2 separate regions of the Mus musculus genome follow, and region 2 is linked to region 1. A link is a contact called in ENCODE Hi-C or POLR2A ChIA-PET data. All regions are on one chromosome and are shown on one strand. The core of a region is the stretch at or near the end of the contact, and the rest is flanking DNA. Distances in the headings are between cores, read along the strand shown. Region 1 holds the start of Smim5 (small integral membrane protein 5). Region 2 holds the start of Recql5 (RecQ protein-like 5).

Evidence for each region. A loop is a pair of places that touch in the nucleus more often than their neighbours do. ChIA-PET counts read pairs that join two places held with the same protein, here RNA polymerase II (POLR2A).
Region 2: POLR2A ChIA-PET joins it to region 1 with 17 read pairs in Patski. The contact joins the promoter of Recql5 here to the promoter of Smim5 in region 1. A Hi-C loop is called at or near these places in 3 of 37 maps with a recorded cell type or tissue (gastrocnemius and heart). POLR2A ChIA-PET finds 5 or more read pairs at or near these places in 3 of 5 experiments (Patski and embryonic stem cell).

Annotation. Positions count from the first base shown.
Region 1 is chr11:115,897,058-115,903,972 of GRCm38, forward strand. It overlaps Smim5 (small integral membrane protein 5), which reads left to right and starts at 3,082. Exons shown (of 3, transcript NM_183259.3): 1 at 3,082-3,285. Recql5 (RecQ protein-like 5) reads right to left here. Exons shown (of 19, transcript NM_130454.2): 8 at 1-202.
Region 2 is chr11:115,930,302-115,937,216 of GRCm38, forward strand. Recql5 (RecQ protein-like 5) reads right to left here and starts at 3,191. Exons shown (of 19, transcript NM_130454.2): 1 at 2,488-3,191; 2 at 376-497. The coding sequence starts at 2,617. It overlaps Sap30bp (SAP30 binding protein), which reads left to right and starts at 3,358. Exons shown (of 11, transcript NM_020483.3): 1 at 3,358-3,480; 2 at 5,065-5,174. The coding sequence starts at 3,375.

The DNA of each region.
Region 1 (6,915 bases), core at 1,832-4,331:
GCCCCTGCGGCCTCCCTCATACAGCTCAGGATCGAAGCCATTCCCCTGTGAGGGCCCGATGCAGGTCTTGCTCCAGCTGCTGCTGCGCTCCAGGGCATCCAGCTTCTTCGTTATGGCTGCAGGATTCTGGCAGTAGTCACAGCCTTTGGCGCAGGCGGGGGGTGCATCCCCAAAGTACTTAGCAATGGCAGCATGGCGGCACCTAGAACAGGCAGTGAGTGCCGAGGGGCTGAGGGGCTGAGGTGGCTAGTGTTGGCTCATCCTGTCTCCAAGCACTGAGTCACTCACTATCCAGCACCACACTCCATATCTTTCCAAAGCCTTTTTTGGTTTATTTTATGTGTATCAGGAGGTCAGGAGAGTGTCAGATCACCTGGAACTTGTTATGGATGGTTGTGAGCCACCGTGAGGTGCTGAGAACTGAACCCAGGGGCCTCTGTGAATACAGTCTATGCTCTCAACCTCTGAGCATCCCCCAGTCTCTGTCCTGTACCCTTTTATCCACAGGGCGTGGGAAGCATCATCTGGTGCTGCCCATGGCCGAGCCGGGGCCAGGGAGGTGAAGCAGTTTCCCTACAGGTCTGTAACATATGAGCCTCAGTCTGTTTGGTTACCTGTAAGCTCTAGGGCCCTGCTCTTCCCTCTGCCCAGGGACCAGGAATGCCCTGGAGAGTCAGGCTCTGCCACCAAGGCAACATCAGATAGGCATTTTACTGTGAATGCCACAGCCTCTCTACTGCTGTGGGGCAGTGTTACAGTGGAGCACAACGGTGCTCCATCGGGCTGTGAGCACTGATGAGATGTTCTACAAGTGTTCCTCACCGTGGGGAAGGAGGAGAGGACAGGAGAGCCCAGCCTGTCTTTAGTACTTGTTATTTAGAGACAGGGTCTCACTCTGTAGCCAGGGCTGGCCCAGAGCTTACTGAGTACTCATCACAGTAGACTGGGATGGCCTCAGAACTCAGAAAGCCGCCTCTGCAACCATGCCTAGTCTTTTTTTGTTTGTTTTTAAGATAGGGTCTCACTACAGCTCAGGGTGGCCTTGAACTCATGAGCTTCCTGCTTCAGATTCCTGAGTTCTGGGTCTGTAGGCATGAGCTCCCACAAACAGTTTTCATGGGTATCTTGATCTTCCCTGAGGGAATTAGGCTTCCCCTGGCGCCCACCATGAGCTTTTTGCCCTAGGCTGAAGGCTGTACCTAGCATAGCTCCTGGAACAGATGATTCTCAACCTGTGGGTCTCAAGCCTTCTGGTGCTTGAAAGACCGTTCATAGGGTTTACCTAAGACTATCCACCAAAAAACATATATTACAATTTATAACTAGCAAAATTCCAGTAATAAAGAAGGAACAAAAAGGATGTTATGGTTGGGGGTCGCCAGAGCATGAGGAAGGCTGAGAGTCACTGTGCTAGAGGCACACAATGCTGAGAGCGGCCATCATGCCTAGTCACTCGTGAGCCCACTCACCAGGGAGATCCAGCCTCACTAGAGCCTCACTAGAGCCTCCCTCTCAGCCTCTAACTCCAGATGTTCCCCTGCGGATAACCACTTCCTGCCCAAGCTGGTGGCAGGAAGCCCACCTGGTGCAGGAGGCCAGTCTCTTTTCGGATCCCCAGGCTGAGGCCCTGGGAGAGGCCACTGTTCTATCAGGGTCCTTACAGTCATCTCTAGTGCCAGAAATGTGGTACAGGGTTGGGAACCAGAAGAGACAGCGCGAGGCAGGGCAGTTTGAGTGCCCAGGCTTAAGATTAGCCGGCACTAACAGCTTTGGAACAGAGGGTTTTCTTAGTCTGAATACTGCTTGCGGATCTGACCCCACACAGCAGGCTACTGTAAGGAAAGCAAATTGCAATGCCACCTTCTAAAGAAGTAGGGTCCCTCCAGCAAAGTGAAGAACAGCCCTAAAACTGCATAGAAGTGGCAGGAAGACAGCTGAGACAGCCACTGGGGGGCGCTCTTGCAGCCAGCTCCCACTAACACTGAATATACACGACAAATGTTCCCTCTGCCTGTACAGTGGTGGCCTGTCCTGTCTCTGAGAAGCTTTGGCATCTAGGCACTGTGACCATATGGTTGTCTACACCCTGCCCCAAGCCCTGGCTCACTGGGGTTTTGTGCTCAGATTCAAAGGGCTCCATTGACTGCAGAGCTGAGGTCAGTCCTCCCCCTGCAGCCTGGTCTGCTGGTGGCAAGACCGACAAACGTTAATGGGCCAACAGAGCTGTCATGCAGACAGCTGAGCAGAACGAGACCAGCAGTGACCTTTCTCTTAGAAGGACCCAAGGCCCCTCACTAAAACAAGCAGGCTACTTTTCTTTCTTTCTTTTTCTTATTTACTTATTTTTTGTTTTTTTCGAGACAGGGTTTCTCTGTGTAGCCGTGGCTGTACTGGAACTCACTCTGTAGACCAGGCTAGCCTCGAACTCAGAAATTTACCTGCCTCTGCCTCCCAAGTGCTGGAATTAAAGGTGTGCACTACCATGGCCGGCGCAGACTACTTTTAGAGTATCTAGGATCCTCATCTTCCCCCCAGATGCCCCTGGGTAGATGGCAGAGTACCACACCAGAGGGCTGCTTGAAAGCTTGCTGACGTGCTTGGGTGATCCTGTAGCCCGGTTTTCTTTCTGGCAGAGGGCAGAGAGAGCAGCCAGAGTGTGGCCCAAGAGACAGACCAGGGTGGTCAGGGACACAAGCCAAAAAGGCCATCCAGAGGGTGCTGGGGCACCCAAGAGCGAGTCACTCCACCCTCTTCCTCTGGCAACCTCAGACGGAGCCCCCCGGGGTTATTTCCACAGGGAACCACAGCCAACCACTTCTGTCATTAGCCCAACCCCAGCCCTCCGCCTACAGCCTACAGCCTACAGCCTGGCTCAAAGGCAGGAGGAGGGCAGAACAGGAGGAAGAATAAGAGAGGGAGCCGTCTGGGGATCCAGAGAGCAGAGTGGACCTCTAGGCAGGGAAAGGCATAGGGCGTGAAGGGCAAGTCAAGCTCAGGGGAGGACTCCCTGGGCTCCTCCTCACAACTGTAATTTGACACCTAGATCTCCAGGACAACCAACAACAAAAAAGCTGAAGCGATGAGGCGCTGAAGCTGGACAGCAGCTGGCTGTCAGCAACCGGGAGCTAGCACCAGGAGGTGCCCGAGTGAGAAGCAGCCGCCTAGGCAGGAAAGTGGCAGCGCTGGTGAAGAAGTCAAAGGTGGTGGCCAAAGGACTTCCAGGAGGTACATAGAGGCTCTGTACTGGGACACCTCTTCGAGGCTCCCCACTATCTGAGCTCCCAGGTAAGAGACACTGGCTAGAGGTGACAGGATCGGGAAAGGAGGGCAGCCAGGGTCTCGTATCTCTGGCGAGGAGTCACAGCTTAGCATGAGCTCGGAGAGGAACGTCTTGGGGGATATATTAGGCCACTCTCCTATGGGAATTTAGTCACCTCCTCTGTGTGTATACCTGAGTGCTCTTCCCCTGGGACCTGGTACTAGAGAAGGGGGATGTACTGCTACTCGGTGTGTGGCACAGGGGCTGGGGGCTGCTGGACACATCCATTTAAACCTTTTCTATTCAGTGAGTTTAGGATATGGCCCCCAATCTTGCTGAGCCTCCATTTCCGAAAGGATTAGGGCTGAGCCCTCCCTGGTTCTCAAGAAGGCTCAGGACAAGGTGTGCCCAGCCTGCTGAATGGCCTCTGGCCCCAGGAGCTGGTAGAGCCAGCAGCAGAACTGCCTACTTGGATGCTGGACAAGAGCAGCAGCTTTCCTGTCTTTTGGAGTTCTGACCTGCTCACCGCTGTGTGCTTCCGGCTCAGGATCATCCTAGGGAGGAGTCTCTGCACCCACTTAGATTACCAGGACCCCTGATCCTCCTTTGGCAATGATCTCTGAAAACTGAGCCAGGGATATGCACCCTAATTCAAACCCCAAGTTTGGAAAGGAGTTTGTGACTACATGAATGAGTTTGGAAAAGACCCCAGAGTCTCTTCCACACTAACTACTGTAATGGTTGCCCCCAGACAGCTCTTCTCTTCAGTCCTTGTGCAGGGCAAGCACAACCTTCTTGGGCAGGGCCTCACGAGAGGAGGCTGCTAAGCCCTTCTGCCTCCTGTCCTCACACTGGGGTTCAAGTCCCCGTGAGACGTCCCTTCCAAAGCAAACACACTGTTATCCAGTAAGAAAGAAAAACATCATTCAGTTTTGGAAACCAAGGGGAGGGCCGAGAGTCTCTTTGGCTCAGCAGAGGGGGTGCACTCTGGTTTGTGTGGGACTGGGAAGCTAACTCCTGTGGTAATACTAACAAGTGTGCAACAGAGGGACTGCACTGCAGCTGAGCCACATCTGGGACACACAGGCTCCAGCAGTCCCTGAGCTCAGAGGGAGGCCCAGCTTCTATGGCTGCAGGAGAGGAGCTCGCTTAGTTTCTATTGGCCACCAGAGCAGGAAGTTCTCTCCATTGTCTAGAAAACTTGGGGACCAGGGCAGCAGAACCACCAAGGCTTCAAGCACCCACTTTTGACTCCAAACCGGAGCCCCAGCACTGATGGAGTTGCTCAAACACTCAACAGGCACAGTGGGCATCTCTGCCCTGCTGGTTAGGCTCTGACCTCTCAGGTCTCTCACATCTGTTGGTTATGTCTCATTCGAGATGCTCCTCAACGGACAAAAGGGGCTGAGAGCCCCCATGACTCTTATCAGGCACAGACACGCTGCTTGCCCTCATCCGTGTGGGGAGCTGGAGTTGGATGATCAAGTAGACAAGGAGGAAGTAGAGAAACTGTGGGACCAAGCTTCTGCTGTCTGGCCTACAGGACACTTACTATATAGCAAGAACCTCCATGTCCCATGCCACACCCAGGAACACTAATCGGTCCCCCAGCTCGGCCAGTTTCCTTCTCTGTTGTGCTAGCTCTCTGATCACTGCCTGTGGAGCATCCACAGAAGGTTCCAAATCTGCTGCACAAGCGGCCTGGGCACCAGTGGGCCTCAGTGGCAGCCAAGCCTGTTCTCCCTCCTGGACCAGAGAAAGCTACCATTTGTTCTACCAAACATAGCATTAAGAGAGACTCTAGTTCCCCCAGGTTTGGGGCATAAAGTCTGGTTTAGAAGTAATTGGACAAACCTGGGACTGATCGTTTTGGAAACACAAAATTACCAGTAGCTTTGCTTGGCTTCACCCAAACCTAGGGTGTATCCAGTCAATGGGGCCCAGCTCCAGGGCTCCCTCTCCCCCTGACCACGGCTGGGGAGCAAGGTTATATTGGGCACCGAGTGTCTGTTGGCTCTGCTTTAAATAGCCCACTGGGAAGATGCCTGGAGACCTGCTGGAATGTGCCTCTTTCCTCTTTGGAGAACAAGACCCCTTTGCTCCCCCCTCTGAGATGTGCTTGTTATGTTGGGTCAGAGCTTAAAATAACAAAACACTAACTGCCAAGCAAAGAGGGTTCCTCTTCAGCCCTTTGAGGGCAGAGAGCCATACTCTGCAGCCCCGTTTCTGCTGGTAACACAGACAAGAGCTAACGCCCCAGGTCACATCCCAAGGCTGGCATAGGTGGCCACGTTCCACCGAGCTTCCAGTGGGGATGACTATAGAAGCCCTGGGCACAAAGTTATGAGGCTGCTCACAATAGGTGGTCCACGTTCTTACAGAGAAGAGCTCAGGTGCCCGGGGCACAGGTCTGCAGTTCTCCAACTCCACAAGCCATGCATAATGCAGAGAGGAGTGGGGAAAGGCACAAGGGAAAACACGAGAGAAGCTGGGAGTAACTGACCAACAAAGCCTGACTGCCCTGCATAGCAGGCCCAGCCCCAGCCTCCTGCCTTCTTCCTGCTCTGGGAATTGACACTGCTAGACCCTTCAGCTAGGCCTAGGGTCCCAACCCCACCAACCCTGACAGAGCTGGTGCTTCTTCCCCCCCTAACCGCCATTTCTCTTTAGGTCTTAGGGTGTGGCACACAAGTGAGAAAGCTCTCCTGACCACCAACTCCTGCCTGCTTCTGCTTTTAAGGAGTGTCTCCATTGGGCTTGTGAGGCAATGTGGGCACAGTGCCAGTCAGACTGAACAAGCCAGACCAAACATAGATGAAGAGGGAGGGTAAGAAACAACAGCCCTGGTTCTGAACCTTATGCACACTATTTCTGGGGGGGGGGGGGGGGGGGCAGGAGTGTTACAGAGGTCCCAGGGTAGGAGGGCGAATACATCACTGTCCTTCTGCAAGCATGTTCCAACTGGCTAGGGGCAGCATCTCCTTTGTTCTCACCAGAAGGAACGGTCTTAGGTTCATAACAGCAGGACACACAGATCTGTGCCTTTAGTGACAACACATGCAGTTCTCATAAAGCCTGGTGTGCCCCACTCTGGTGGTGATGAACTGATAAAAACCGATGCCCCAGGCCCACAAAAGGCAGGCGGTATTGACTGTGCTCAGCCCATGGGCTTCCAAATAGCTACAGCCTGGTTCTTGCACAAAGTCAGGAAGGCCTCTATCAAGAGCATATGGGCAGCAGGAGGGGCACTGGCTAGGCCCATCCTTGTCTTTCCTGGCACTTGTCAGGCCCCACCCAGAGAGAGTTCCAGGAGCCAGGCCCCTCCCTAGGGCTTCTCCTCTCCACTACAGCAGAGATAAAGAGCCTGTCCATGCACAGGAGGGGGAGGGGTTGAGACAGCAGGATCGTGGCAGTTCTACGAGGGCAGAAGTTAGAGGGTACCACATGACTGGAGTGTAGCTCCACGGCACAGTATTTGCCTGGTTTAAGAAAGGTCCCAGAGTCCATTCCCCAGTAGCACGAAAAGGAAAACTAAACACACAACAAACTCAGAGAAAGCACCATGTGCTTTACAGAAAGGAAGTCCAAATGTTTGGCAGCTGTGGTCCAGTTCCTGAAGAACTGTTAGGGAAGAAGGGCAGCAGCCGGGGCCTACT
Region 2 (6,915 bases), core at 1,941-4,440, 33 kb after region 1:
GGTAAGACAGCAAGAATGGAAATTCAAAGGCAGCCTAGGCTTTTTTTTTTTTTTAAGATTTATTTATTTTTATTATATATAAAGCTTAGGCCTTTTTAAAAAAAGAAAAAAAAAGCCAATAAGATGGAGCTACAGGTAATGGCATATGAATGAAGTGTTTATGAAATAAATTAAAAGTAAAATTGGCAGAGGACAAAGTGAACTAACAGAAGGGAAGGGCAAAATATGGGGAGGGGGCAGGGAAAGGGCTGGGCCCCAGGTGCAGTGCATGCTTTCCTGAAAACTGGGGAAGAAAATGGCCAAAGCAAAAAAGCAAAACGCCCCTGCCCCTCATCATCTTTTTGGGGTTTCATGTTCACGCCCCGAAAGACTCACCTGAATCAAGGCAATGAGAGGAGAGACTACAATGGTGATCCCACTGGCCAACAGGGCAGGGAGTTGATAGCACAGAGACTTCCCTGCCCCTGTGGGCATGCACACAAACACATCCTCGGCACCTGCAAAGACAGCAGAGAACTTCAGCAGACCCTGGCTGCCTCTCCCACTAACACCTCTGAAGAAGCGATTTGTTTTATTATTATTTATTTATTTTGGTTTTTTGAGACAGGTTTCTCTGTGTAGCCCTGGCTGTCCTGGAACTCAATTTGTAGACCAGGGTGGCTTCAAACTCTGAGATCTGCCTGCCTCTACCTCCTGAGTGCTGGGATCAAAGGCGTGCGCCATCATGCCTGGCTTTTTTTTTCCCTCTAAACGGATTTTCACTACTTAACAGTGGCTGGCTTGGAATTTGCTGTTGACTGAGCTGGCTTTGAACTTGCTTGATCCTCCTGACTCTGCCTTCCAAATGCTGGGATTACAGGCCTGTCTAGCCAAGCCTGGCCCTGGATGTTGTAAATCAAATGAGAATGTAGGAAAAGCACCTAGCAGAGCATACATTCACAGGAGTGTCTTGGTATAACGTTTGTTTCCATGTATTCCCTTCCCCACTCTTCCTATGCAAAGGGCCTTGGGAGACCTAGACATTCAGAGAAACTGCTTCTAACAGTGATACTGTGATGGCTAAAGAAACTCCATTTTGTGCTAGGTACCCATCTGTCTCTGACTCACGTTTCTAGAAGATAAGTTTCCATCAACCTTGACTCCCTGACTCTGCTCAGAAACGTGCAGCTGTGACCATCTGCCTGTTATGCTGTGACTAGCTGCAGTTTGTGGCTTCTGTAACTTGCTTATGCAGATATTCAAGGACTATTTAGAGGTCACCTTGACTATCTAATCTTGGCAGCTTTTGGGGATTTTGCCTTTAAAAGCCTTTCTTCACCCACCTCTGTGAAGCATGTCTCTGATTTGGGTTAGAGACTGTGGCCCTGCCAACAGCTTTACTAAATTTGGCTAATTACAATCTAAATTGAGTCTGGGAGTCTTTCACCGTTGGTCCTTACCAATACTTAAATAAAGGTAGTAAAAGCAAAACAAACAAAAAGTTCTAAACAGAGCATTCATTGGGTGTTGTGGCACACGCCTTTAATGCCATCACTCAGGAGGCAGAGGCAGAAGAATCTCTGAGTTCCAGGCCAGCCTGGTTTATAAAGTGAATTCCGGCACAGCCAAGGCTACAGAGAGAAACTGCATTTCAAAAAAACCAAAAAGTAAGAAAGTATTGGGGGGGGGGGTATAGGTAGAGGAAGACAGATCTCTGGAAATTTGAGGCCAGCCTGGTCTACATAGCTAGTTCTGAGCTATCTAAGAAGCCAAAGCTGCATGGTGAGAACCTGTTTTTAAAAAAACAAATCAAAACAAGGCTTGAGTAGTCTTGAGCCACTAGGATATGACTATTTGGATTAGACACATCCAGGGAAGCAGAGTACTGGTTACACCGGGGTAGATATGCAAGGCTAATCATTCAGTCCTCTGTTAATAAGTCTGTTGGTGGCACTGCTGCTCCCATCTGGACAAGCTATCTCCAGCTTACAGTGTTATTAGTCTCTCCTTTTCTACCTGGAACTCAAGCTACTCGCTCTTCAAGGAAATGATTACCTAGGTCACTGACAAGATTAAGCACTACTGCCACTTTTGCTACTACTTGCACAGGGACAAGAATGGGAATCTAGGAACAGAAGTCAAAGACAGACTGTCAGTCTGGCTATGAAAAAACCAGAAGTGTGAGTGGTTCTGTCCAAAATTTGTAGGTTATGATAGCCCACACCTGTAATACCAGTACTTAATAATCCAGAGGCAGAAGGACCGGCTCAAATTTGAGGCCAACTTGATGTATATAGAGAATTCCAGGCCGGCCAGGGCTACATAGACCATCAATAAACAAATAGATTCCCAGCAAATACCCACTAGCTTTGGTCACGAAAGAATTCCAAACCAGTGGTTTTCAAAGATTTCCAAAGGGTGAGGAGGTAGGAAGTTAAGAGGGTGTTGTGCCACAGAGCTACTACGGTACCGCCAGCAGTCTGCAAAACAGGTAGCTTGGTATGTTACCTTTCACTACAGCCATGGTCGCACTCTCTTGTAAAGGTGTTTTAAAAGAATCAAACCCAAAGACTTTCTTCAGGGTGCTCCGGACTCGCCGCTCCCGGTCGAAGGGAGTGGAGAAAGGACGGGCGCTCATCTTTGCAAAAAGCAGCAGCCAAAAGGTTAACGCAAAGGTGGGCAAAGGCAATCCCGAAAAAACCCTCTGCTCCACGTTAAAATATAGCCTATGTTTCTCCTGCCGAGTAAGCTGCTATGTTACACTTAAATATCTCATTCCCCAGCAGTAAAAGTGAAGGCTGAATTGCTTCACGCAATACATTCCTGAGGGATTAACATTACTTCTCCCTTTAATAAAAATAAAAACAATGAACTTTCCAGGTCAGGTGGACAGAGCTACAAATCGGACCACAACAAAGCCCACAAACGTCTTCAAAGTCGACCAGAGAACTTGGAATCCTTTTTCTAGGGTCCTTGTTCTAGAAGCGAAGCCATAGATACCATTCATCAAGGACGCCGACCCCCCGTTCCTCCTCTGAGCCCCCAAGTCAACAGCTCTCGCCCTTTGCCAGACAAATGCTCTCCAAGATGTCAGACCCCAGGCTCTTTTCGGTTGGCTCTGCAGCTTTCCAAAGAACACTACTCCCTAACTCGAACTCAGAAGCCAAACCGCCCGAGAAGTCAGCGAAGTAGAAGCCGCAAGACCTTACTTCCGTCCCGTGCTGATGACGTTTCCAAGAGCTGAGCATGGGGGCGGAGCCATGCCCAGACACAGCCCTTTTGATTGGTTGTCATTCGGGCGCGGAGTCTCCTGGGATCCGGAAGAAGTTGGTTTTCTCGCCCCTAAATTGGCTTATGAGTCATAGGCCTGAGCCACACCGCGCTGTGGGAGTAAGATGGCGGGGAAGAAAAATGTTTTGTCGTCTCTTGCAATTTATGCGGAATATTCAGACCCTGAATCTGATGGCGAAACTGGAGTCGACGCTGTAGGCGGAGCGACTGGTGAGACTTGAGCTGGAAAGGGGAGGGTCTGTTATGGTTACCAAATGCTACCTCTCTAGCGGGGCATGGGGAGAAGATGCTCTTTGTGCTCCAGGTATCGGGTCTTGGAACCCCAAAGCGCAGTGGATGTCCTAGGTCAGACAGAGCATTAGAACCTCTACTACAGTACGAGTGATCTCTCTTTCTGCGATCCTCTACGCAAGGCGTCATGCTGGCCAGAGGGTGGACCAAGGGGGGTACGCATCTGTCGAGACATCACTGTCTCGTTGTTTGATGGGGAAGAGAGGAGTGAAATGTACCTGGAGGATAGTAAAACTTGTGTTTCGTTAAGTTGGTAACTTTTAAGGAATCGTTTCTAAGTCTGCCCTAGAGTTTTTAAAAATGCATCTCTCCTAAGTGCATAATTCTGGGCTTTTTCATAGAATATGCTAGACAAGCCTTTTAAGGCGGTAGGGTGATTCTGTTGTTTGGTGAGTTTTAAAAGCCTATCGGTTGCCCTCAGACTGCGAAGCATAGAGGGAACAGATTTCTTGAAGGAAGCAAATTACCTGATATACCAGAGCTTTGGGTCTTCTTATCTGCAAAGTAGGGGCAAAACAATGAGGAAGACAGTCTTGTGCATAGAAGGCGTTTTTGAGGTTGCACATGAAACAAGATAGAGATGTGTGTGGTATGTCAAAACAGGAGTTTAAACGACCTGTTGGGCTGGTTCAAAGAGGAGAAGACTTTAACTGCCCTAATAGGCCAACAGCATGTAATAGTTCCCCAACCTTTGGAACTGCTGGGAACCAAACCCAGGGCCTTACACTCTTAGGAAAGCATCCCACTACTTTGTTACTTCCCCAGCCTGTCCTGAAAATATTAGAACATGAATTTAATGCTTGATTTTCTTTTCATATACATCTGTACATATGGAGTGGGCCTTGCATGTGAGTTCTGCCCATGGTGGACAGAGAGAGGCATCAGCTCTTCTGAAACTGGCATTTGTGAGCTGCCTGATGTGGGTACTGGAAACTGAACTGTCAAACTTACAGAGATCTGCCTGGCCCTGTCTCCAGAGAGCTTGAATTAAAAGCATGGGACACCAAACCCTGTACATTATGCACTCGTATAAGAGTCATCTTCCAATACCCCTGTTTTTGTTTGTTTTGAGACAGGATCTCCCTCTAGTCCTGACTGTCCTGGAACTCAGGCTGATCTAGAACTCAGAGATCCTCCTGCCTCTGCCTCCCAAGTGCTCGGTTCAAAGGTGTGCACCGCCATTCCTGGCACAACCCCTGGTCTTTTCTTTTTCTTTCTTTCCTTTTTTTTTCTTCCTCCCCCCCAACCTCCAGGCTGAGGACAGAACCCAGAGCTCTACCACTGAGCTAAATTCCCAACCCCAACCCCTGGTATTAAATTGTTCTTCCTAAGTACAAATTCAATCTGGGCCTATAGCCACTTACTTGAGACTTAGGTTCCCTTTTTATCTTCAGAAATAATCTTGGCCATTCAATTTTCAGAAACATTTTTACATTTCTCCCCTCTCCCCCTCTCTCTCCTTCTCCCTCTCTCTCCCCCTCTCCCCTCTCTCTCCTCTTTCAGAGGAGAAAGGTGGTTTGGTATCTGACGCCTATGGAGAAGATGACTTCTCTCGCCCAGGGGGTGATGAGGATGGTTATGAAGAAGAGGAGGACGAGAACAGTAAGCAGTCGGTGGGTAAATCTTCCAGACCCAGAGCTCTTGAAACACTCTTCCATTCCATGGTCAACTCTGTCCCTTTTCCCTTTTGGTTTGGAATCAGTTGGTACCCGTTGAGGATGTAGCTCATGGGAGAGGGCTTTGCCTAAGCATGTCAAGGACTTGATCCCCAGCACCACAGAAAGAAGAAAAAAGTTGAATTGGTTGGGTGGTATTAGCTCTTTTTGAAAGTTAAGTCGTTTTTTTTTTTTTTTTTTTCACCTGGACCACATTGTATTAGCTTTTGAATTGAGCTTTTGGAAGGAGGTCTTTTGTTTTGCATTTTTGAGATGGGGTCTTATGAAGCCCAAACTGATGGCAAACCTTTTACCCCTGAGCTCCAGATCCTCTAGGTCAGCTTATTGAGAGCTGGGGTTATAACCATGTTGCACTAGGCCTAGCTTGGTTACTTTTCATAACCTTAGTGTCAGTGGGTATTTTATGTTGCTTTGTGAGTTTAGCTAATCTTCCCACTTTATAAATGTGTTTGCCCTAACTAGTGTGTCACTTACATATCTGTAATCAACTTTGTATTAATCTCGGTTGGGGTTTATTCAAGTGCTTCACTTTGTAACAAGGTAAGGAAGGGAAGTTTGCTGCTGTCATCCACACTTTGATTCTTTGGTTATGTTCCACTTGGTGTTTTTGTCAGCGTCCCCTGGTTCTTCCAGAACTTCCTTGGAGTTAAGTAGGTGCGGGTAACAGACAGGAGGACTGTGTCCTTGTTAAGAGGAGGAGCAGTTCATGGCGGACAGCGACCTGAGCAGTATTACTTGGGACTTTAAAGTCTGGAAGGGAAAGAGGCAAGGAAATCCAGGCTGTTGTTTAGCACAAAAAGGCATCTAAAACTGAATTTGGATCTTGAATCTGGCATAGTAAAAGCAGCATTCACTGAAACACTCACAGCGAGCTTTATTTTGTTCTTCAGGTTGTTGTTTGGGGTTTTTGGTTATGTGTTGATATGTAAAGGCTAGCACGAGAATGTTCTTTAAACTAGGTTTAATGGTCCAGGTCCTGCAGATGTATAGCATTCAGGTGCTAAAGCAAGAAGATTGAAGATTCAAGAGTATATTCCTGTCTCAAATGAGTAAAAATAAGGACTGGGGATGTAGCTCAGTGGTACATCGATAGCACTTGCCTAGCATTCGCAGGACCCTGGGTTTGATTCCCCAGTACCACATAAAAACAACAGCAAATAAAACATTTCACAGAATGTATTTTGTATTCTCTTTTGAGAATTCTTCATGCCTTTATCCCACCCATCAGTGATAATGCAGAGTTGAGTAAAATTGCTAAAAAAACTTGTGGAAACTGGAGTGTGTGTGTGTGTGTGTGTGTGTGTGTGTGTGTGTGTGTGTGTAGTAGGGGTAAAGCCAGAGAGTTGTTCCCCAGCATCAACTACAGCTATTAGCCATAGTGGTTCACAGCCTGTAACCCAGCATGAAATGAGGGTTACAAGTTCAAGGTCATCCTTAGCTAGAAGGAAGGAAGCTTTGTTAAGTTTTTTGACTTTCCGTGCGTGCATGTGTGTGGTGTGTGTGTGTGTGTGTGTGTGTGTGTGTGTGTGTGTGTATGTATGTTTGCATGTGTGTTCTTAAAATACTAACCCACATCTACTTTCTGTCATATTCAAGCTATATGATATTTTAGTTTTGTTTTTAAACCTCTCCTGAAACCCCAGTGCCGATACTGGGGACTATTTGAGCATTCTGCCAA